Linked DNA regions of Homo sapiens: region 2 is linked to region 1. Evidence: read pairs that join two places in POLR2A ChIA-PET (ENCODE). Cell type or tissue: Panc1. All regions are shown on one strand. Links, peaks and the distances in the headings refer to the core of each region. The heading gives the core; the rest is flanking DNA.

Evidence for each region. Peaks named below come from ENCODE experiments on the same cell type or tissue, not always from the same donor. Only the 100,000 strongest peaks of a DNase experiment are listed, where the experiment ranks them.
Region 2: POLR2A ChIA-PET joins it to region 1 with 12 read pairs; 4 of 35 experiments call an interaction of 5 or more read pairs at or near these places.

The regions. Positions count from the first base shown.
Region 1 is chr6:134,103,579-134,114,947 of GRCh38, forward strand. All of the region lies in intron 2 of LOC124901404 (a long non-coding RNA gene), which reads left to right. It also overlaps the pseudogene HMGA1P7. Among named protein-coding and RNA genes, the nearest start is that of SLC2A12, 57 kb to the left of the region's middle. In Panc1, for the core only: a CTCF peak has its summit at 7,708 (motif pointing right); DNase peaks (open chromatin) are centred at 6,203 and 7,728; H3K27ac peaks cover 1,984 bases.
Region 2 is chr6:133,977,078-133,988,446 of GRCh38, forward strand. TBPL1 (TATA-box binding protein like 1) reads left to right here. Exons shown (of 7, transcript NM_004865.4): 2 at 3,005-3,183; 3 at 5,491-5,573; 4 at 5,740-5,803; 5 at 7,299-7,402; 6 at 7,500-7,594; 7 at 9,884-11,369. The coding sequence starts at 3,049. The coding sequence ends at 9,963. It overlaps SLC2A12 (solute carrier family 2 member 12), which reads right to left. Exons shown (of 5, transcript NM_145176.3): 5 at 10,504-11,369. LOC128092253 (umcharacterized LOC128092253) reads left to right here. Exons shown (of 2, transcript NM_001414965.1): 2 at 3,005-3,011. The coding sequence ends at 3,011. Among named protein-coding and RNA genes, the nearest start is that of TBPL1, 30 kb to the left of the region's middle. RefSeq lists an enhancer at 6,388-6,557. In Panc1, for the core only: no CTCF peak of the experiment used is centred there; no DNase peak of the experiment used is centred there; H3K27ac peaks cover 479 bases.

The sequences.
Region 1 (11,369 bases), core at 2,104-10,103:
GATGTCTATTTCCCAGGAATTCTTTGAAATTTCTGTTTCATTGATGGCACCCTTCTCCAGTTACCATATTCCTATCTCTGGCTGTTATTTTTGTCAGGAGAGGTGCTAAATATTTTTGTTACTGGATAATCTGTAGTGCTTGTTATGTTAGACTAGAAGGAAGGAAAGCAACTTTTCCACCCCTACTGATATTTGTTAGAAAAAAGTAAGGCTCTCAGGAGGCTGAAGTAGGGGAATCACTTGAACCCGAGAGGTGGAGGTTGCAGTGAGCCGAGATCGCGCCACTCCACTCCAGCCTGGTGACAGAGTGAGACTCTGTCTAAAAAAATAATAATAATAAATAAGGCTTAGATTTCTGGGAGATATGTTTTTCTGCACTGTCCTCTAGCTCTAAATAAGCACAAAACTACTCTTAAACTTCTTCGTTTTCTAGGAATTTTGCTGAAGAAAGCTTCACCATTTTGTTTGGAAGATTAGGCACATCAAGGAATTAAGCTGTAGCTGCCATGGATATGGGCATGCGCTTGGAGGAAGGGATGATAATAGTTACAGAAATATGGTGTCATCTTGTATATTTTATGCAAACCAAGTCAACTGACATAAAAGTCTACATTTTAATTGGAGTAATGGGGCACCCAAAGTCATTGGACTATAACAATTTCTTATAAAATTATTATATATATTTCTTTTATAGGAAGGAAATTCATTTTGATAGTTTCAGTTTACTTGCTCCAATAACTTTTTCCTTCAAAAATGGTTACTGGATTGGGCATTCTTGTGACACTATAGACATTATGTCACTTTTGATAAGTTTTAATTTTGAGAAGCCACATTCTCCACTGGTGACCAATTTTGGCTAAGTTACATCTATTCTGTAAAATTAAAAGAAAGTTTTAAAAAATCCATCTAGGAAATTGTCCCTCAAAATTATGCTGCACTCCAATGAGATTTATCATAGGTTTTAGGAAAAGCTTCTGTGTTGGTGCCCATCAATATGGAATTCCTTACTATGGTCAACAGTCAATTTAAATTGTAAATGTGTCATTTGAGTTACATAGTTATAGTAGTTCTGCAGATAACACTGGTCATCTTGCATTGAAGAGACCAGGATGTTCTTTTGATATAGTAACATTTTCTTTTCTTTTTTTTTTTTGAAATGAAGTCTTGCTCTGTTGCCCAGGCTGGAGTGCAATGGCACAATCTTGGCTCACTGCAACCTCCACCTCCCAGGTTCAAGCAATTCTCCTGCCTCAGCCTCCCAAGTAGCTGGGATTACAGGTGCACACCACCCTGCCCAGCTAAGTTTTGTACTTTTAGTAGAGGCAGGGTTTCACCATGTTGGCCAGGCTGGTCTGGAACTCCTGACGTTGTGATCCACCGGCCTCGGCCTCCCAAAGTGCTGGGATTATAGGCGTGAGCCACCACGTCCAGCCACGTTTTCTTTTAAAAATAGTGCTGTTATATCTAACGTAAACAAAGAATTGATATTGACTTTTAGCTTTGGCTCATAGGTGGAACAGACTTTGTGTTGAGAAAAATCATAATAGTTCTAGTATTTTCTATGTAGACAAGTTGGCATTAATATCAATAGACTGCCATTTGGTGTCAATTAGATATCATAAACACAATTTGTTTTTCCTCAAAGACTTTCTTCTTGCCTTTGATGATTTCAAAGGCATTATGTACACTGAATTCTTTTGTTTATAACATTAATTTCACTTAAAATATCATGTCCCATTAATACTGACAAAATGAATTTGGTGACTTTTTTTTCAGAAGTATAATTTTTGCTTGTATTCTAGTGCCTATTAATACATTAATATTTTCTAAAAGCAATTGCATACTTCTACTTGAGATTTTGTATTAACTTTCCAATTGTGTTTTAAAGTTTTTAAATGTATCCCTGTTAAATGTTTTTACATATATTCCATCATTTCATTGTAGACTAAAATTAATACTTTTTAAAGATCTCCTACTGAAAACTGTTGTTTTTCTATTTGCATTTCTGGCATTGTTTTCAATGTATATATACACATAGTTGTCCCTCATTCTCCATGGGGGATTGGTTTCAGGACCTCCTGTGGATACCAAAATCCACCGAGCTCAAGTCCCTGATATAAATTTACATATAACCTGTGCATATCCTCCTGTGTGTTTTAAATCATCTCTTGATTACTTATAATACCTAATACAATGTAATACTACGTAAGCAGTTGTTTTTATACTGAATTGTTAGGAAATAACGACAAGAAGTCTGTACATATTCAGTACAGATGCAACTAAAAAAAAATTCTGATCCTAAGTTGACTGAATCCATGGATGTGGAACCCACAGATTCAGAGGGCTATTGACAGAGGGAGGGACAGAGAGAGAGAGAGATCACAGATCTGGTTGCTTACTCTTTGCATGCCTTCAAGGGAGTCTGGAACCAAGATTGGCCTTTGGCCAACCCCTGGGAATGTGGCCCTTAGAATGTTCTTTATGTTAGTGATTGATGATTTTGTTGTTTACACCTAGAGCAGTGGACCATGCTATACCAGCTTGTCAGGTTGCTTTGCACAAACATCAAGATAGATAAGGTGCCCCCATTCTCATTGCCAAGGTTCTGAGTCTCAGTTACAATGGCTGGTTTGATTGCAGGATATGCCTGTAGGGTCAGCACCCCATAAAAGCTTCCAACCCTGAGATCTGAATGGCTTTCCGGGGCATATATACTCCACACATGTCAATGAAGCTCATTAAGAGTGAAAAAGCACATTCTCTGTAGCTTCATATGAGAAAGGACTCAGAAGCCCTTTCTAGCCTATCTGTATTTCACCAGGACATATATTTTTCCTGCTGTTTTGCTCTGTATTCATTGCTGTGAGATATCTTCTCCATGAATATAACCTGCTATTGAGCCTGTAAGTCCTTCTAGTGAATCACCAAACTTGAAGCAATTATGAGAGTATCAAAGCATCATATTAGCAGCCCTATAATCTACTGGACAAAATTCCCCCAAATGTTCAAGTCTAGAAATGTTTGCATTTTGGGAATCTACAAATCCAGACATAATTATCTGAATTATATGGCTTACTTACATCAGGAGTTTTATCTAAAATGACTAAGTAATTAGCATTTCCTAACTCTCCAAAATTATTTTATTTATCCCATCTTCTATAACTTGAATCACTTGGTTTTGTATTTCATTAACATTCAGTTTCTGTATAAATGTTCATATAAAATTATGCTACGGTTTCTGCTAAGGGAGTAAAATTTCCCATATCACACTCAAAACATTTTTGGATGATCTTTTTGTGCTAGATGTTGTTTTGCTAAAATCTGAGTCATGTGTATACACACTGAGTTACAGCCAATATTTTTCCTTATATAGTCTCTGCAGCATTCATGTTTTTTTCAAATCAGATTTTAATTTCAAAGACACACGACTATTATTGAAGTCTTATGAAAACTAATTGCTCAATTAACTTTCTATTGCTGCATGACAAATTACCACAAGTTTAGTGACTTAAAACAATACCCACTTACCAGTTCACCGTTCTGTGTAGGTCAAAAGTCCAGGCACTTTGCAGCTGGGTTGTCTGCTCAGGTTCTCACAAGACTGAAATCAAGGATGGACCAGCTTCATCCTTACCTGGAGTTCAGGGTCCTCTTTCATCTCACTCAGGATATGGGCAGAACTCACTTCCTTGTAGTTTTAGGACTGTGGTCCCTGTTCTTTTGCTGGTTGTCAGCCAGGGCGATACTTAGCTCTGAGGGGCCATTCTGAGTCCCTTGTCATGTAGTACCCTTTGTCTTTAAAGGCAGCAATAGAGAATCTTCCTTGTGCTAGAGGCTTCTTACATTTAAAATCTCTGTCTCCAGGAAGAGCTCAGTCCCTTTTCAAGGGCACATCTGATTAGGTCAGGCCAACTGAATATAACCTCCCTTTCTTAAAGTCAACTACAGTAATCTAGCCATAGGAGTGACTATTCTATTATATTTACAGTTCAGTCTCATACTCAAAAGGAGGGAATTACACAGGTTGTGTACGTCAAGGGGCAGCAACCTTGGGGACCAGCTTAGCATTCTACCTTCTGAGGCAGGAGAAAAGGGTCTGGAGGCAGGGAACGTAAGGCTGATTTGCGCCGACTTCCTAGAGCTAAATCAAAAGGAAAACTCCAACTTTCCATGCCCAAGTAACAAAAGAGCCAAAGGCTACTCCCTTTGCAACCCCCATCTTTTCTGTGTGGCAGATAAAAAACTGAAAATACCTCTGACTGGTCCCCTCCTACAACCAATCAGCCTGGTCGCCGGGCCAGGTCTTCATTTGCATAGGAGTATAACTTTGTAACTTCACTTCAGTCTCTGATTGATTGGTCACTGTCCACAACCAAACAGACTGATCACAGGGCACTACTTCATTTACATAGGGTGTACACAAAGTAACCAATGGGAAACCTCTAAAGGGTATTTGAACCCCAGAAAATTCTATACCCACTAAATAACAAATTCCCATTTTCTCCTCCCAATATTTTTTCAATTTTAAATCAATTTAACTTGTTAATTTTTATAATTATAAAATTTCTTCCAGCACTTTGGGAGGCCAAGGCAGGAGGATCGCTTGAACCCAGGAGCTCAAGACCAGCCTGAGCAACATGGGGAAACCCTGTCTCTACCAAAAAAAAAAAAAAAAATTGGTGGGTGCAGTGGTGCATGCCTGCGGTCCCCAGCTATTCAGAAGGCTAAGGCAGGAGAATCACCTGAGCCCAGAGCAAGACCCTATCTTAAACAAAAACAAAAACAAAAACAAACAAACAAAAAACCAATAGCAAGAAAAACAATGGCTATAATGCAATTAGCCTATCATTATATTAAAATATTTAGTTTATGTCTATAATTCTCATTTTGTTGATTATTGTATTAGTCCATTTTCACACTGCTAATAAAGACACACCCGAGACTGGGTAATTTATACAGGAAAAGGGTTTAATGGACTCACAGTTCCACGTGGCCAGGGAGGCCTCACAATCCTGGGGGAAGGTGAAAGGCACATCTCACATGGTGGCAGACAAGAGAAGGGAGCTTGTGTAGGGAAACTCCCCTTTATAAAACTATCAGATCTCATGAGCCTTATTTGCTGTCATGAGAACAGCATGGGAAAGACCTGCCCTCATGATTCAATCACTTTCTCTTGGGTCCCTCCCACAACACATGGGAATTCAAGATGAGATTTGGGTAGGGACACAGACAAACCATATCAATTATCAAGAGTTATTATATCATAATTCACATCACTGATAATAGAAATACCTGTAGATTTAAATTGAGAACTCAGCAATAAAATTCTGGAATAGTAAACAAACAGCAGATTCTATGAATTGCATTATGAAATGTCAAATTTAACATATGCATTAATACTGATAAAATATTTTTTTACAACAGAGATGCATCAGCTTATCAATTGGAAAGGCAGCTCCTTATTTAGATGCACAGGTTATTTTAGTATTGTTTGGTCAACAAGGTCATTAGATGATCAAACTTGCTTCTCTGAAATCAGCACTGAAGTTCTGTTACTTATATAATACATGTGCATTCTCAAGTACACCTATCTTCTCCTTAGGCCCTTATTATCTCACTTTATTCTACTGCATTAGTCTCCTATGTGACTTCTCTCTGAGACTTCTTTGGGCTTCAGTCCACTCTTGATATCGTTGCCAAATTAATTTTCCTAACACCAAATTCTGATCTTGTCAACCACAACTGAAAAATACTGAATGAATTTTCATGGCTTAGAATAATGGTTCTCAAATGTTGCTAAAAGTTAGCATCAGCTGGAGAGCTTTCAAAATTCTGATGCACAAGCCACACTCCAGTCTAATTAAATGAGAACCTTGGGATGGAGTGAAGTGGGGGGCGGGAATGAGACCTAGGCATCAGTAGGTTTGTTTTTTTTTTTTTGAGACGGAGTCTCTCTTTGTGGCCCAGGCTGGAGTGCAGTGGCGTGATCTCGGCTCACTGCAACCTCCACCTCCCTGGTACCAGTTCAAGCAATTATCCCTACCTCAGCCTCTTGAGTAGCTGGGATTACAGGCATGCGCCACCAAGGCATCAGTAGTTTTTAATACAGTCATGCATTGCTTAACGACAGGAAGCGTTAAGAGAAATGTGTCATTAGGCGATTTCATCATTGTGCAAACATCATAGAATGTACTTAAACAATCCTAGATGGTCTACTAGATGTGTGTGGTAGTCTATTGCTCCACAGCTACAATTTGTACAGCATGTTACTGTAATGAATACTGCAGGCAATTGTAACATAAAGGTAAGTATTTGTGCATCTACACATATCTAAACATAGAAAAGACACAATAAAAATATGGTATAAAAGATTTTTTTTTTTTTTTTTTTTTGGAGACAGAGTCTCGCTCTGTCACCCAGGCTGGGGTGCAGTGGTGTGATCTCAGGTCACTGCAACCTCTGCCTTCTGAGCTAAAGAGATTCTCCTGCCTCAGTCTCCCAAGTAGTTGGGACTGCAGGTGCATGCCACTGTGCCCGCCACCACGTGCAGCTAATTTTTGTATTTTTAGTAGCACTTTGGGAGGCCAAGGTGGGCCAGTCACCTGAGGTCAGGAGTTTGAGACAAGTGTGGCCAACATGGCAAAACCCTGTCTCTACTAAAAATACAAAATTAGCTGGACATGGTGGTGAGTGTCTATAATCCCAGCTACTTGGAAGAATCCCTTGAACCTGGGAGGCAGAGGTTGCAGTGAGCCGAGATCGTGCCACTGCACTCCAGCCTGGGCTACAGAGTGAGACTCCCTCTCAAAAAAAAAAAAAAAAAAACCACAGAAAATTTTGCTGCTTCTTACTGAGAACCACTAGGCTAGACTAGTTAGAGATAACCTAATCAGATCAAAAACTTTAAAAATGTTTATTGATTATAATAATAATAAGGTGTGAACCAGGAATGAAAACTCCTTACTTCATCCTACATTGAGAAATGACAAACATTACATTGATGCCTTTACTTTTAGAAACTGCAACAAATTCAAATCTGATTCAGGCTTTCTAGCCTATTACAATTCCCTTGGCCCATGATCTATATGGAGTTGGAAGGGCTCATGTAGCACATGACCTATTATACAGCTTACTGGGGAAACAGGGTCCTATTTCTCAAGCTTCACCAGAGCAGAAACTTCATCTATCTTATTTAAAGATGTATTCTCAGAACCTTGAACAATGTTTCATATTGGATATTTAAAATTTACTTGATAACGAGGCCAGGCGCAATGGCTCATGCCCGTAATCCCAGCACTTTGGGAGGCTGAGGCAGGTGGATTACTTGAGGTCAGCAGTTCAAGACCAGCCTGGCCAATGTGGTGAAACCCCGTCTCTACTAAAAATACAAAAATTAGCCAGGTGTGGTGGCGCACACCTGTAATCCCAGATACTCAGGACGCTGAGGCAGGAGGATCACTTGAACCCTGGAGGTGGAAGTTGCAGTGAGCAGAGATCGTGCCATTGCACTCCAGCCTGGGAAACAGAGCAAGACTTTTCCTCAAAAAAAATTATTTGATAAAGATATGCAATTCTCCAATTAATGATTTGAGATCCATACAATCCTATATAATCACCTCCCCTCCTTTCCTCCTAAATTATAAAAGTCATCCATCTTTCAAACACTAGGTGGCGCTGGTCAGCCCACAGGCACTAAAGGCTCTTTTAAAACTGCCACATGGTGTCCCTGTTGAGCACCAATCCTGCATTCATTCATTCATTCAAGACAGTCTTGCTCTGTCACCCAGGCTGAAGTGCAGTGGAGTGAACATAGCTCACTGACTGCAGACTCAAACTCCTGGGCTTAAGTGATTCTCTCACTTCAGCCTCCTGAGTAGCTGGGACTATAGTTGCACACCACCATGCCTCGCTAATTCTTTTTTGTAGAGACGGGGGTCTCACTATGTTGTCCAGGCTTGTCTTGAACTCCTGGCCTCAAAAGATCCTCCTGCCTTGGCCTCAGCTTCCCAGAGTGCTAAGATTACAAGTGTGAGCCACTATGCCCAGCCTATCTTGCATTTAATCACAGGACTTTTATCTCCCAATGCAATGATGCCTAGTGATGGCTAAAGCTCAGTCTCTCGCAGGTCACAGTCACATACCAACTCTAGACTCTGTATTAGTTTTTCGGGGCTGCCATAACAAATTACCACAAACTGCATGGCTTAGAACAACAGAAATTTATTGTCTCATCGTTTTGGAGGTCAGGAGTCAGAAATCAAGGTGTTAGCAGGGCCTGCATGCTCTAGGGAAGGATCTGTTACAGGCCTGGTAGCTCCCTGGCTTATGACTGCATAATTACAGTATTCACATGGCAGTCTTCCTGTGTGCATATCTCATTCCGCATTTCTCTTTTTATAAGAATACCAGTCAGATTGGGTTAGAGGTCCCCGCTACTCCAGTATGACTTCAACTAATGACATCTGCAACTGCTCTATTCTAAATAAGGTCACATTCTGTGGTACTGCGGTTAGGATTTAAACATGTGAATTCTGGGGAAGGGTGCTATGGTTTAAATATGTGCCCCAAAGTTTATGTGTTGGTAGCTTAATTTTCATTATGACAGTATTAAGACATGGGACCTTTAAGAAGTGATTAGGTTATGAGGGCCCTGTTCTCATGATATGGTGAGGCTTCGTGTCACCACCCAAATCTCATCTTGAATTATAATCCCCATAATCCCCACATGTCAAGGGAGAGACCAGGTAGAGGTAATTGAATCATAGGGGTGGTTTCCCCCATGCTGTTCTCGTGATAGTGAGTTCGTTCTCCCCAGATCTGATGGTTTTATCAGGGGCTCTTCCCCACTCACTCAGCACTTCTCCTTCCTGCCACCTCATGAAAAGGTGCCTTACTTCCCCTTCACTTCCTGCCATGACTGTAAGTTTCCTGAGGCCTCCCCAAACCATGCTGAACTGTAAGTCAATTAACCCTCTTTCCTTTATAAATTACCCAGTCTGGGGCAGTTCCTTATAGCAGCGTGAGAACGGACTAATATACCTCATGATGCAGTAATGCTGCTATCACAGGAGTGAGTTAGTTAATTGCTGCAGTTAGATGTTTGGGCTGTTTTGATGGGCAGGAGGGAGCTCCTGATAAAATGATTTCTGCTCAGTTTCCCCTCTGTCTCTCCTGTGCTCGCTTCTGCCTTCCACCCCTCCACCATGGGGTGACCCTTGCCAAATGCCAGTGCCATGCTGTGGACTTCCCAGCTTCCAGGACTGTGAGCTGAATAAACTTTCTTTACAATTTGCTCAGTCTGTGGTATTCTGTTCCAGCAGCAGAAAACAGACTAAGACAAAGGGACACAATTCAACCCATTACAGGCTCCAACATAAAACCCCCAGCTCAGCCACTGTCCCTCAACGTATCCTGAAGTCCAGAGGGGCTGCCAATGCTTAACCACAAATCTCCAGGTCCTACATGTGAGCCAGGTCATAATTTCCCCTCAAGATTTCTTCCCATGTGGGGGCCATGTGTACAAAGGCCTTGTGTCCACCCTGAGAGATAACTTAAAGTCTCAAATAGAAAAAGCTGCAGAATTTTTCCCCTCTTTTCAGAAAGCCCCTGGTTTTCTTTGGCACATTTCTCCCCTTTAAAACATGCTCCAAAACAAGAAGAGAGGCATAGAGAAGTGCCAGAATCCACCTATCAAAACAGCCCAAACATCTAACTGCAGCAATTTGCTCACTGTTAGGCAAGTGATTCAGACCAATCAAAACCAGACTTTTGTTTCAATTTTGGAGAAGAGAAGTTATCTCCTTTCTCTGGACCTACAGCCAAGAACATCTGAGCCTGAATCTCATCACACATGGAGATACTTTGCTTAAGAGTGAAGCCCAAGCTGGGCACAGTGGCTCACGCCTGTAATCCCAGCACTTTGGGAGGCCGAGGCAGGTGGATCACCTGAGGTCAGGAGTTCGAGACCAGCCTGGCCAAAATGTTGAAACCCCGTCTCTACTAAAAATACAAAAATTAGCCTGGCGTGGTGGTGTACGCCTGTAATCCCAGCTATTCGGGAGGCTGAGGCACGAGAATTGCTTGAACCTGGGAGGAGGAGGCTTCAGTGAACCAAGATTGCACCACTGCACTGCACTGCACTCCAGCCGGAGTGACAGAGCAAGACTCTGTCTCAAAAAAAAAAAAAAAAAAAAAAAAAAAAAAAAAGAATGAAGCCCACACTGCCAGAAGCAGAGCTGAGTGTTAGAGAGAGACTGACTTTAGAACATTCTTTAAGCCTCTGATGCAAAGCCATCTGATGGCTTATTACATGAGCAAAAATTCTCTTTTTATTTTCTTTTTTGTCCCATTCAGGCCAGTTTGAATTAGATTTCTTTTTCTTTCTTTTTTTTTTTTTAGAACAGGATTTTCTTTTTTAACTTAAGTAACTGCAAGTAGGAAGCTAGAGGCAGAGCCCCAAGCTGAGACAAATAATAACTACCCATTCCCCAACCAAACAGGGGGAGAAGGTGGCCCCTCCACCCTTTAGGGTCAATTTGAGTGCCCCTCCTCACTCTGCTGCAGCATCCTAGAGACAGGGCCCTATCTTCCCTGGGACTGGGATAGTCAGTAACCCAGCCAGCCTGCCAAGCTGCAGACCCCCTGTCTCATGGAGGCTATCTTGAGGGAGGGGAATGTGTGCAGAGCAGGAGGCAGAGGGTGAACATTTGGTGCTGGGAGCAGCAGCAATGATAGATGTTGAAGAATGGAACATTGTACAAGAGACAACACAACTGTCCAGTGATAGTTTGTGAACAGAGGAAATGATGGAACCAGAACCCTGTGGGGTAGGGAAGAGCGGGAGGGTTGGGAGCCTGCAGGGCAAGCTCCTTGTTATTAGTGTCCTGTCTGAGGAGGGGGAAATAGACCGAGTGGTGGGAACAGGTAGGGTTGGGTGAGCAACCCCAGGCGGCCTCAGGTGGCTGCCCAGGGAACCTGGGCCTCACCTGAACAACCCGTGACTCTACATCTCCATCACTGCAATGTGTACTCAGAGCCCAGGCTGAGGGCAAGGGAGCTGGGGCCCCTGTGAAAATGGGGTAGGGGTCTCAAACCCTGCCTGCCTTCCTGTACTACAAAGGGAGCTGTCCAACCTGGTGCAGGAACTAGGAAAGGTGGGGGAAGATGAAAGATGGATGTGTGAGCCCCACGTGGTGACAAAGACACAGGTTGGCTGGGGGCATTCTGGGAGCACCCCCCTCCAATGGCCACAGGTGCTGCCTCCAGGACAATAGAGTGGGACATGCCAGAATGAGATGGGGCTTGGGCCTCTTTTATGGCCGGGGAGCCCTCTGGGAAGTCAGAGGAAACAGTGGAGGAGCCGAGAAGGA
Region 2 (11,369 bases), core at 3,358-11,357, 130 kb before region 1:
ATCTTTGTTAATATCCAGTTCTGTGCTCTCGTTCTACAAGACAGATGAACTGATTGCAAGTGGACCTTTTTTCATGCTTCGAAAAATGTGATCTTTTATGTAGGTTGCCTCTTTTAAAAAAGTACTGACTTTTTATATTGCATCTTTAATTGAAAACTTCTTATTAAAGCAATCTTTTCTGAGCCTGCTTTTCAGGTTACTCATATTATAAAAATATGAATACTTAGTAACTTATGAACTATTCCCATGACCTTATTTTTAAAATTTAAGTTGCTGAAATGATGAAAAATCACCAATTTTGAATTTCAAGGCTTCTTTTTTGCATTCACACAGATTTTCTTTACCCCTTTTTTTCTTGACTTAGTTTTACTTATATTGTCCTTAGTGTTGTCCCCTCAGGCAGAACTCAAAGTAGTAAATTCAGAGTAGAGTAGAACTCAAAGTAGTAAATCTGAGTCAATTTGTTTTCTCCTGTTTGATATAAAAACAAGTAAAATAGTAAATTTGATAGTTGATTCGCATGAAGTTTCTTCTTCAGTAGTTGCCTTGTGGTAGCTTATCCTCAAGGGATGTGCAACAGTTAGGATTAGGTTTGGCTGTATATCACAGAAATCCAACATGAGGGAAACTGATTTTTCTCTCATACTCATGAGGTCTAGAATTAAGAAGAACAGGGATAATAAGGAGATTCACAGCGTCAGGGGCCAGGCTGCTTCTATCTTGTTGTTCTACCATCCTCATCCTCATTGTCTCGTGGTGCAAAATTGGCTACTTGAGCTCTAGCTCTCATATCCAACCTCTAGACAGCAAGAATGAAAAAGGGCAGAAAGGCAAAGGAGCCCTTGCTGGCTTAGTTGGTTGCTCTAAGTAGACTTCCCAGAGGATACATAACCATTTTATTTTATGTCTCATTGACCAGAACATATTCAGGTGGCCAGTTGGCTATACCAGTTGTTGCCAGGGAGGCTGACATCTATAGTATTTTATTTCTGCCACATTGTACCCAGCTAAACATCTGAGCTCTGATCATTATGAAGGCAAGGTGGAATGGATGTTGGGGTAAGCAGCCAGGAGCCTAGCAGAAAACCTGCTGCTGTCCAGATGGCTCAGTAACTGGGCTCTAATGTAATCATGGGAAGTAGTGCTAAGAAATCCTCTGCCTGTTGATTTGAACTTATTTCATCAATAATTACTGTCATTTACTGTTACAATATCCTAGATATATATGCTAAGTACTTTTCATACATTATATAATTTTCACAACACTGCTGTGTGGTAGGCATGGTCTATTCCATGTTACAATATGAGAACACTGAGACACAGGTTACATAACTTGCCCAAGTTCTGATAGCTATTAAGTGGTGAGTCAGACATTGCACGTGCTTAAGACCAATGGTAATAAACTGGCCCTGTGCCTCTGCTTTTTAATCTGTCTGCTTATATATCTATCCATCAGTTCCTATTGTCACCCCTGCCTCACTCCTCATACGTAAAAATTATTTGAGGTAGCTCAAACATGCACAAATAACAGAAAAACAAAAAGATACACAGATTGAGGGGAATATGGGAATACAAGAGTGAAAAAATATAATGAAGTTGAGGTACAATTGATACACAGAATTGAATGCCATATGGTCTTATAGAGGTGTCAGAAGTCTTGGTCTGGTTTGCCACTGTGTTCTATCAGAAACTTAAAGGCAGAGAAACAAGACCTTCTTTATTTAGACTCTTGGCCCCTTCACTGTTTTAGTTATATAATAATTTGAATCCTTATTATAAAGAATACTAGTTTTTTACATTGTGGCTGCAAGGAATTTTAAAAACAACTATAGTATGTTTTTATCATTTTCTGATCTTTTTGTGAGTTAAGTCAAATTGCCATTGTTTATTTTTTGAAGTGTGAAAATGCAAAGAGAGAATTTTTTAGCTGGGTCATGAGTCACGTACTTAGTAAAAACTGGGGCTTGTTTGTTTGTATAAATCATAGGAGTCTCGGCAAATACATGTTGGAAGATTCTGATCTTGATAAAAATGGTATTATGCAAATTACTTGGTAGAGCTCCTCCTGTACACCCAAGTTTGCAAACTCCTTGAGGACAAAAGACTTTGCCTTAATCATTTTTTTCCCTCCATTATCTTCAGTGTATAGGTGTTCAGAAAGAAAATAATGAATGAATGGTTAGTAATGAGAAAAGTCTGTTAGTAAATGTTATTCATATTTTTGCTGCTTTAAACTTAAGTCAGTTACTCTGCTTGAAATAGAAGTATGTCATATTTTTTATAGTACCAGCAAGTTGCATGAGAAGGGTTATATGCCACTAATGGTTAGACATTGGAACCAGAGTCCAACCCTTGAACGTGGTGCATTTGGGGATTTGTCATTACTGTGGTACACCTGGAACGTAGTGTTTGTAGAGGTGAATAGCAGGAGATAAGTCTGGCAAGCTCCTGTCAAGTAAAAGTTACTTTTTAGTTTAAGGAATGAAAGTTAGGCCTAGATTTTGAAATATATTAGATGTCATGTTAGCTTTTTTAAAAATGACATTTTTAGTGGGGAAAAGAAAGGACATGATTTGGTTTGTTTGTTTTGACAGAGTCTCACTCTGTCTCACAGGCTGGAATGCAGTGGTACGATCTCGGCTCACTGCAACCTCCGCCTCCCAGGTTCAAGTGATTCTCCCACCTCAGCCTCCCTAGTAGCTGGGATTACAGACATGCACCATCATGCCCGGCTAATTTTTGTATTTTTAGTAGAGACCAGGTTTCACTATGTTGGCCAGTCTGGTTTTGAACTCCTGACCTCAGATGATCCAACCACCTTGGCCTCCCAAAGTGCTGGGATTACAGACATGAGCCACTGTGCCCGGCCAGGGACATGATTTGATTCTAGTAACATTTGAAAAATAAATAATATAGATTCATTTTTTACATTTCAATTTCAAAATTGTGAAAAGTGAATTAACAACATTTAAGTTTAATGACTTTATTTTGTTTTATTTCTCAGGATGTGATCTTCGTGGTGGAAAGCTAAATTTTAAAACCACCCCAATGGATGCAGACAGTGATGTTGCATTGGACATTCTAATTACAAATGTAGTCTGTGTTTTTAGAACAAGATGTCATTTAAACTTAAGGAAGATTGCTTTGGAAGGAGCAAATGTAATTTATAAACGTGATGTTGGAGTAAGTATCTGAGTTTTCGTATTTGTACTACATAGCCTAATTTTATAGTTCTATGACTAATACTAAAATGTATTCATTCTACAGATAGTTTATGAGCACCTTACCATGTGCTGGTTGTCCTGGATACAGAAGTGAGCCCTGTAAAAGCAATCCCTCCTCTCATGGAGGTGCAAGCTTTTGTACATAGAGTGCTGGTACCTGAATCAGCAAAGAACTCATTGGTTACAGAGACATTTTATTGCTCTCTCAATTTATTTTAACTGAAGAAAGGGACCTTTATATTCGCACATGTACCTATTCAAATATGATTATATTTGAATTATATTTGAATGATGCCTTAATATATATTATAATTTTTATAATATTTTAATTGTCATATTCTTTAACAAAGGTAGATGGTTTTCTTTCATAACAAACTGCTGAAAATAATATGATTTATATCTTAACCTGGACATCTTAAATTTTAGTTTTTGTTAAACCTGTAATATTTTAAAGCCTGAATATTAATAAGTAATAATAAAACCTTAGTGTTTTGAGATTAACATTATAAAAGACATTGGATGTCATTATAAACCAAAGATTGACGAGAGGAATATGTATTTTACACATTTGTTATGAAAATTAAGAATGTATCTCAAGGCTCTATTTAGCTTTAAAAATTAGATGCCAGGATACCTATGTAAATTGCCATTAATTAATTAATTTTTTTTTTTTTTTTTTTTTTTTGAGACGGAGTCTCACTCTTCCGCCAGGCTGGAGTGCAATGCAGTGGCATGATCACAGCTCACTGCAACCTCTGCCTCCCAGGTTCAAGCAATTCTCCTGTCTCAGCCTCCCAAGTAGCTAGGATTACAGGTGCACACCACCACGCTCAGCTAATTTTTGTATTTTTAGTAGAGACGGGGTTTCACCGTGTTGGCCAGGATGGTCTCAATCTCTTGACCTTGTGATCCACCCACCTCAGCCTTCCAAAGTACTGGGATTATAGGCGTGAGCCACCGTGCCTGGCCGTCATTAATTCTTAGTACTAGAAACTAAGTAAAGATGAATTAAATTCAATTAAAAATTTCAGTGACTCACAAAGATTTTCAAGTTTGTCAGCAATCCCATCCTTCCTTTAGAAAAGTAATAAATATGTCTGCTCAAAAGTTTAGAGAGGAATATGCCTAACACTGCTTTGGTACTTCAGCATGACATATGGAAAGGAAGTAGTTTTTTTAAGGCAGGTTAATTGAAAATTCTGAGTTGATAGACAAGCTGGTGATGGTGAGAGACAATTAAATGTAGGATAAACTCAGTCAAGTGTTTCTCAGTCACTTGTATATGAAATTTTATAATGTATTTTAGTTCAAATTTTATCTTGATCTTTGGTGAATTTTGAGTCTGCCCAGATTTAATAGCTTTCTAGTTTGATAATATGGCATATGACAGAGAATGAAGAACACAAAATGTAACAAAAATTTTAAGCAGAAACATCTGATTCATTTATGTTAGTCAGTGAGCATTTATGTCTTTCTTACATAGAATGAGCATCTAACAAATATTTCCATTAATGAAAAGTTGGAATGAAAATTTAAATTTGCATATTTTCTTGGAGCTTAGTCCTTGACCTATTTATACACACTCTGTAGTTATTTCATTGTAACCCATAGCTTTAAATGAATTTCCAATTACATCTCCAGCTCCAACATTTCTCCTTTATTCAAGATGCCGATGTTGAACTTGAGTATGTAATAAGCATCTCAACTCTAGGATGCAATATAAAGTAGTGATGGGTACCATGAAGCAGCAGAAAGCAGAATTAGGAATTAGAAAGCAATGAAGGGATGGGTGTTTCAGGGAAATGATTAGGGAGGGCCTCTCTTCAGGAGGTGACATCTGGTAAGAGACCTGAATGAAGTGAGAATATTGAGGGGATAATATTCCAAATGAAAGCAACAGCTACTGCAAAGCTTCTGAAGCATGAACAGATTTGGTGTGTGTGAAGAACCATGCAAGTTCCAGTTATATGACTGGGGTGGAATGAGAGTTGAATTGTTTATATACTTGGAGTACATTGATTTCAAGTATATAGAGTGAGAGATTTCTATACACCTTGTATTTTTAATTAATCAAATGTCTTTTTGGATTAATATGTTCTTTGTGTTTGGTATTGTACTTGATTTCAGAATGGTAGATTTGGAGAGCAGTTATTGCAGTCTTGGATAAGCTTGGAGAGTAGTATTTGGACATTAATATGACTATATAGAACAGAACCTTATGTGAAAAATAATGCTTATGAGGTAATCAGATTTTTTTTCCCCCCAGAAAGTATTAATGAAGCTTAGAAAACCTAGAATTACAGCTACAATTTGGTCCTCAGGAAAAATTATTTGCACTGGAGCAACAAGGTAAATGCTACTTGGGTTTTTTGTTTTTATTTTTTACTTTTTCCCTCATGGAAAGGACATTTTCCTAGACTTAACAGCAAAATCATATGTAAAGTTTGTTATGTTCCTCAGTATAACATTTATTTCCTGTGTAACTGATAATCTTTTTCTTTCCTTAAAACCGTAGTGAAGAAGAAGCTAAATTTGGTGCCAGACGCTTAGCCCGTAGTCTGCAGAAACTAGGTTTTCAGGTAACGTTTTCAAATAGTATCTAAACTACAAATATTCAAGGACTTATTTTTATAGAATTAAAAATTGTAATAGACTCAAGAAATCACTATGCGTACTATTCTTATGATTAAACTTTTTCTAGGTTTTTTAATACTGCCCTTCAGTGTGAAAATTAGTAGCAAAATTTGGCTATGTGGGTATTTGTAAAGGATCCTAGCTTTTTCCCTAATTCCTTTCCCATAAAGAGACTTGTTTCCTCACAAGTTAATTTCCTTTTCAACTCTTTTTTAAGTGTTTTCACCTCTGACGTACACAAACAAAATGGTTTTTGGTCATCTCAAGAATGCCAGGTCAGAATGGTGAATAGAGAATGGCAGAGGCCGTTGACATGGACACACCAGCTGGCAGGCTCTCACACTTGTAACGTGACTGTCACTGGCATGTCAGCCTCATCACTATAACTTGATAGAGGTATACCTTTGAATAAAACGATTACATATTATGGACTTGCTAGGTCACTTGCAAATGATGAATAAATGAAAGATAAAGATGAGAATGGTCCCTGAAGATGAGGGCAAGGCTGTTTGGGATTGAGACAAGTTTGTAGAAGTGGGGATAGGAAGTTACCTTTCCCTCTGATGACTCAGTCTCTCTGAAGTAGAGGGTGATAGGAAGAGACTGAACGGCTGGTGGGGAGTGGGGGTTGGTGCTTGAGAAGGGTGGCAGTAGAGAGAGGCTTGAGTTGTACTGTGATTTGAGAGTGCTGCCACTTTGCGGTTTCCTGGCTTTGCGCAACTGCTGTGTGCAAGGCTGAGTTGAAGGATAGTTCGCTCACCCAAAATTGTGGTTTTAGGAGGAATGTTTGAAAAGATAATGAGATGAAACGAAGATGTTGGTTGGAGTGGCCAAAGTTATTAATGTTAACAGCATTATTTTCAGCCTTGGAACTTCTTTTCTTAGTGTAACATTAGAAGTGTTGAGAGAAATCCCAATTAGTTAGAAACAAATTTATCACTCTATCCCCAGAAAGAAAATAAACATCTAGCTAATCTCACAGAAATGTCATTTTGCCTTATTGCATATGAGAAAAACATCTGACTTTTGGAGCCCAGTGTACACTCTGTATTTACTGACTTTAAAGTGACATCTTTTCCATTTTTACTCTAGCAGGATGACCTGGACTTAAATTTTTTTTCCCTCACTATTCTCTCTCCTTTCTCAGTAGTTTTAAATATTTCACTTAAAGTATTAAAAAATTAAACATATGATTAGAAAGACCCATACTGTTTTGATCATGCAAATACCTCAGTTTTTAATTTTTTTAATGGAGTTTTTGAGCTTTTTAAAAAACTGAATTAAAGCTTTCCATGCTACACAACTTACAGTACTAAACATACACTTAAAATGTTTTTGTTTTATCTTGTTTGCTCTTGTTTTTAAGGATTGCCATTATGAGCAGATTTTTTGTTTGTTTGTTTCAAAATAAATTTATTGAATTTTACTTCTCTCCTAAAGGTAATATTTACAGATTTTAAGGTTGTTAACGTTCTGGCAGTGTGTAACATGCCATTTGAAATCCGTTTGCCAGAATTCACAAAGAACAATAGACCTCATGCCAGGTAAGTCTTTGAAGCAATTTATCTTGAGAAATTACCAAATTTGAAATTACTAGTCAGGGTATAAATATTTATATTAATTGTGGCTTATTTTGTGTAGTTACGAACCTGAACTTCATCCTGCTGTGTGCTATCGGATAAAATCTCTAAGAGCTACATTACAGATTTTTTCAACAGGAAGTATCACAGTAACAGGTATTCTATGATATTGAAACCACACTTATCAATTATGGATTGAATGATACAAGATGCTCATACCAAGATAGAAATAATGTGTGATTTGTTCCTTTCAGTCACTTCTGCCCTTTAGAGGAACCAGTCTCCTGACTTTTAACACTAGATGCATTTTGCCTACTTTTGTACTATTTATAAATGTTACACTTACTATTTTGTGTCTTTTTTCACTCAGCATTATCTTAGTGAGTTTCATCTATATTATATTCTATGTAGCTGTATGTAGATCATTCGTTCTTATTGGGCATTTGAGTAGTTTCCAGTTGGAGCTTTAAAAATATTCTGGTAGGCCAGGTGCATTGGTTCATGCCTGTAAGCCCAGCACTTGGAAGGCTGAGGCGGGCTTATCACAAGGTCAAGAGATCAAGACCATCCTGGCCAACATGGTGAAACCCCGTCTCTACTAAAAATACAAAATATTAGCTGGGCGTGGTGGTGAACGCCTGTAGTCCCAGCTATTCGGGAGGCTAAGGCAAGAGAATCATTTGAACCCAGGAGGCGGAGGTTGCAGCGAGCTGAGATCGCACCACTGCACTCCAGACTGGCAACAGAGTGAGACTCTGTCTAAAAAAAAAAAAAAAAAAAAAATATATATATATATATATATATATATATATATATATATATACACACATATATTTTCTGGTATATGTATCCATAGTATGATTTTTTTTTTGTAAATTCATGATATCTTACATTTAAAATTCTCATGAGAAACTCATAAATTTCACAGAGGTTTTACATAAGCAAAATATTAAATATAATTGGTACCTGTTTGTTATGTTTGTCTTGCTATATCTTTTAATCTTTATTTGGAGAAAGGGTGGTTTCAGAAAACTAGGCATTCATGTCAGAGAGTAGCATTAGCATGCTGTGTGACATTTTAATGGTACTATGATTATAAATTGTACAGAGGCATTGCTTGGGAGTCAGGCCCAACCTTAGGCAAAAAAGAATTAAAGAAAATGTCTTTAATGTCCTTGAGCTTTGTTTTTTCTTTCTTCAATCCACAGAGGAAAATAATTTAGTCTCTCAACAAATAAACTTTAGTTTTGACTCATCCCATGGGTTTTTCCATCTTCCTTGGGGACTTTCAAAACGTATTCCCAAGATCCCACCTGCATCTTAAATATGGGATGATAGGAGACGAGTCTGTTTGTTCCCTTCTTTCAGCTCTCTGTTTCTACACTTTGGAGCATGGATGTCTGAGAAGCCACAAAGCCTATTGAACAATCTCTACTAAGTATATAATAAAACAATGCATATGTAAAACTCTGTATTTACTGAGTTACTAGATATTAAACAAAACAATAACAAACTGAAGACAATTCACCTGGTTAAGCAGTATGCATTATTTACTTAGATCAGGAATAGCCTATGAAATGTTACTGAATTGGTTCCCATGAACAAAGCATAGCAAGGTGGGGGTAAAGTGAGTCAGGAAGGACCTGACCAAGATAGGATGTGTGGTTAGGACTTTCAGAGAGTTTACAGTGGGTGGATTTGTTAGTTTCCTGGGTCTTTCAAAAGAGGTTAAGTGTGTATTGGTGAAGCCATTTTTATTCAAAATTTTATGAGAATAGTTTTCATTGTCCTTTTTTATGTTTCTTTTTAGCGATTTAAATGAAAGATTACATTTTTATAAAGTTGTTCAAGAATTAGCATAATGCATGGTCACCTCGTAGCCTTGTGCTTTTTTTGTTTTCTATTGACTTGTATACGCTCTGAGGGTGAAATGACCAGATTGGTAATAAATATGTGGATACCCAGTGGTGGTAAATCTGTGGGGATTTTTAAACCAGCATTCTGGTTTCCCAACATTTTGGTAGCAGCTTTGTTTCACTCTGCTGTGTTCCTCCATATCCCTGAGCCTCTGTTGTAGCCTAACCAGAAGCCAGATGATAGTGACTTAAAGGATAGCTGTTATTTAGTCCCATTTGTTACTCCTTCCTTTCATGTACATATTATATTACAGTGCTTTTTATATTAGTCCATGATAGTTTGTATGCCCTAAAACAAAGTGAATAACCTCATTTTGTGTTTCATATGTCCTTTAATTGCCCAGAACAAAATCTGTATTACTTTTACTTATTATGGCTATGTGTATAATTATATGTCTAGTTTTCTTTTTTTTAACAGTTAACTTGATATTCTATACCACTTGAATATTTTTAATTCTGGAAAATCAGTTTTTCCTAGTGCTCCCTTTTCCAACTCTTCTCACTCCTTCCTCCATTGTGTTTATTACAGGGCCCAATGTAAAGGCTGTTGCTACTGCTGTGGAACAGATTTACCCATTTGTGTTTGAAAGCAGGAAAGAAATTTTATAATTCACCACTTAATTGGTTAGAATCTCTAACTGAGCACCTTTTAAACCTGCTGCACATTGGACTCAAAAGGAAAACTGGACCAACAATAATTGAGGAAATAGACTCTTTTATTCATTCACGGCTACAGTGTAAGCTCCAGTCCCTTTGGATTTTATTCCAAACCTTGCTGTAATATAAAAGGAAGTTTACAAGACATGATATTGCTGCTTTTACAAAAGGACATTCTATTTATTTTCGCAGTAATTCTCATGTCCCCATAAGCAGAGCTGTCACAGTGTGCACTACCTTAGATTGTTTTATTGTCGTCATTGTTATTTTTTTCCATTTTGAGCTAATGTGTTTTATTTGTGAATAGTCTTTTACATTTTTGTATGCTGAATATGGGCACCAAAGAACCTGTAAAAGTTATCTTTTTCAATTGAATGTGCACAAATAAAAGTTTGGAAAAGATCTCTCTTCATTCTATAACTTTTATTCCCCATTTTCTATTTTAACAAAAATTGTATTCATACTTCTTTTTTTTAAAATCTATGCAAGCTTAAGACTTTGGCTAAAGTGTGTTGGCTTCTTTTTGAAGTGTATTTTGTGTGTGTGTGTGTGTGTGTGTGTATATATATATATATATATGCACCACATGTGTATAGTATCTTTTAATGCTCTGTTACCAAATAACAAATAGGAATTTTTTTTCTTGCAGATTAGAAATAAAAACGTGTATATAAACTCTAGGGAACCAGACTAGAAGTTTATAGATAAAGGATAATGTTTTATGTTGCTAATTTAATATGATAGAAAATGTTAAATAACTTGTAAAGGTTAAGAAATTGTAGTTTTAAGAAGAGAAACCTCTTACCCACTAGATGGAAATGAGAAAGAAGCTGTGATGAATGGTGCCTCATTTGGACCTTTGTTTTTCTGGAAAGACTCAACACCTGTAGTTGTAGAGAAGTGATTGAGGTTCTTGACTTTAATCTTGGGTTGATGCCCAAGCCTATACTAAGAGTCTTGTCAGAAGTTGGTAACATGGAGATGTTTTAACAAGAAGTGCCCATAAGCTGCCTCTGTGCCACAGTGTAATTATCAAATAGCCCCACTTGAATTTGAAAGCCATTTTGTGTGATACTGTCCTTCCCCTTGCTGTATCTTATTTAATGGAGTTAAAGAGTGACTATTCAGTATATGAGATTGCTACTCTTAAAGTTATAATAAATATGCATTTATGAAACAGTGTCTCTGGCTCACCCAGGAGCCCTGATGTGGTAATACAGGATCAAGCTGTAGTTGTGCCCTGTCATTTAGGTTTAGGAGTTTAGTGTAACCAACAGTGATTATACCTAGAAATAAAGCTGAGTGGAGAGTCCAATTAGCTTCTCAGGAGAAACTTAATGGGGACAATATTCCAACAC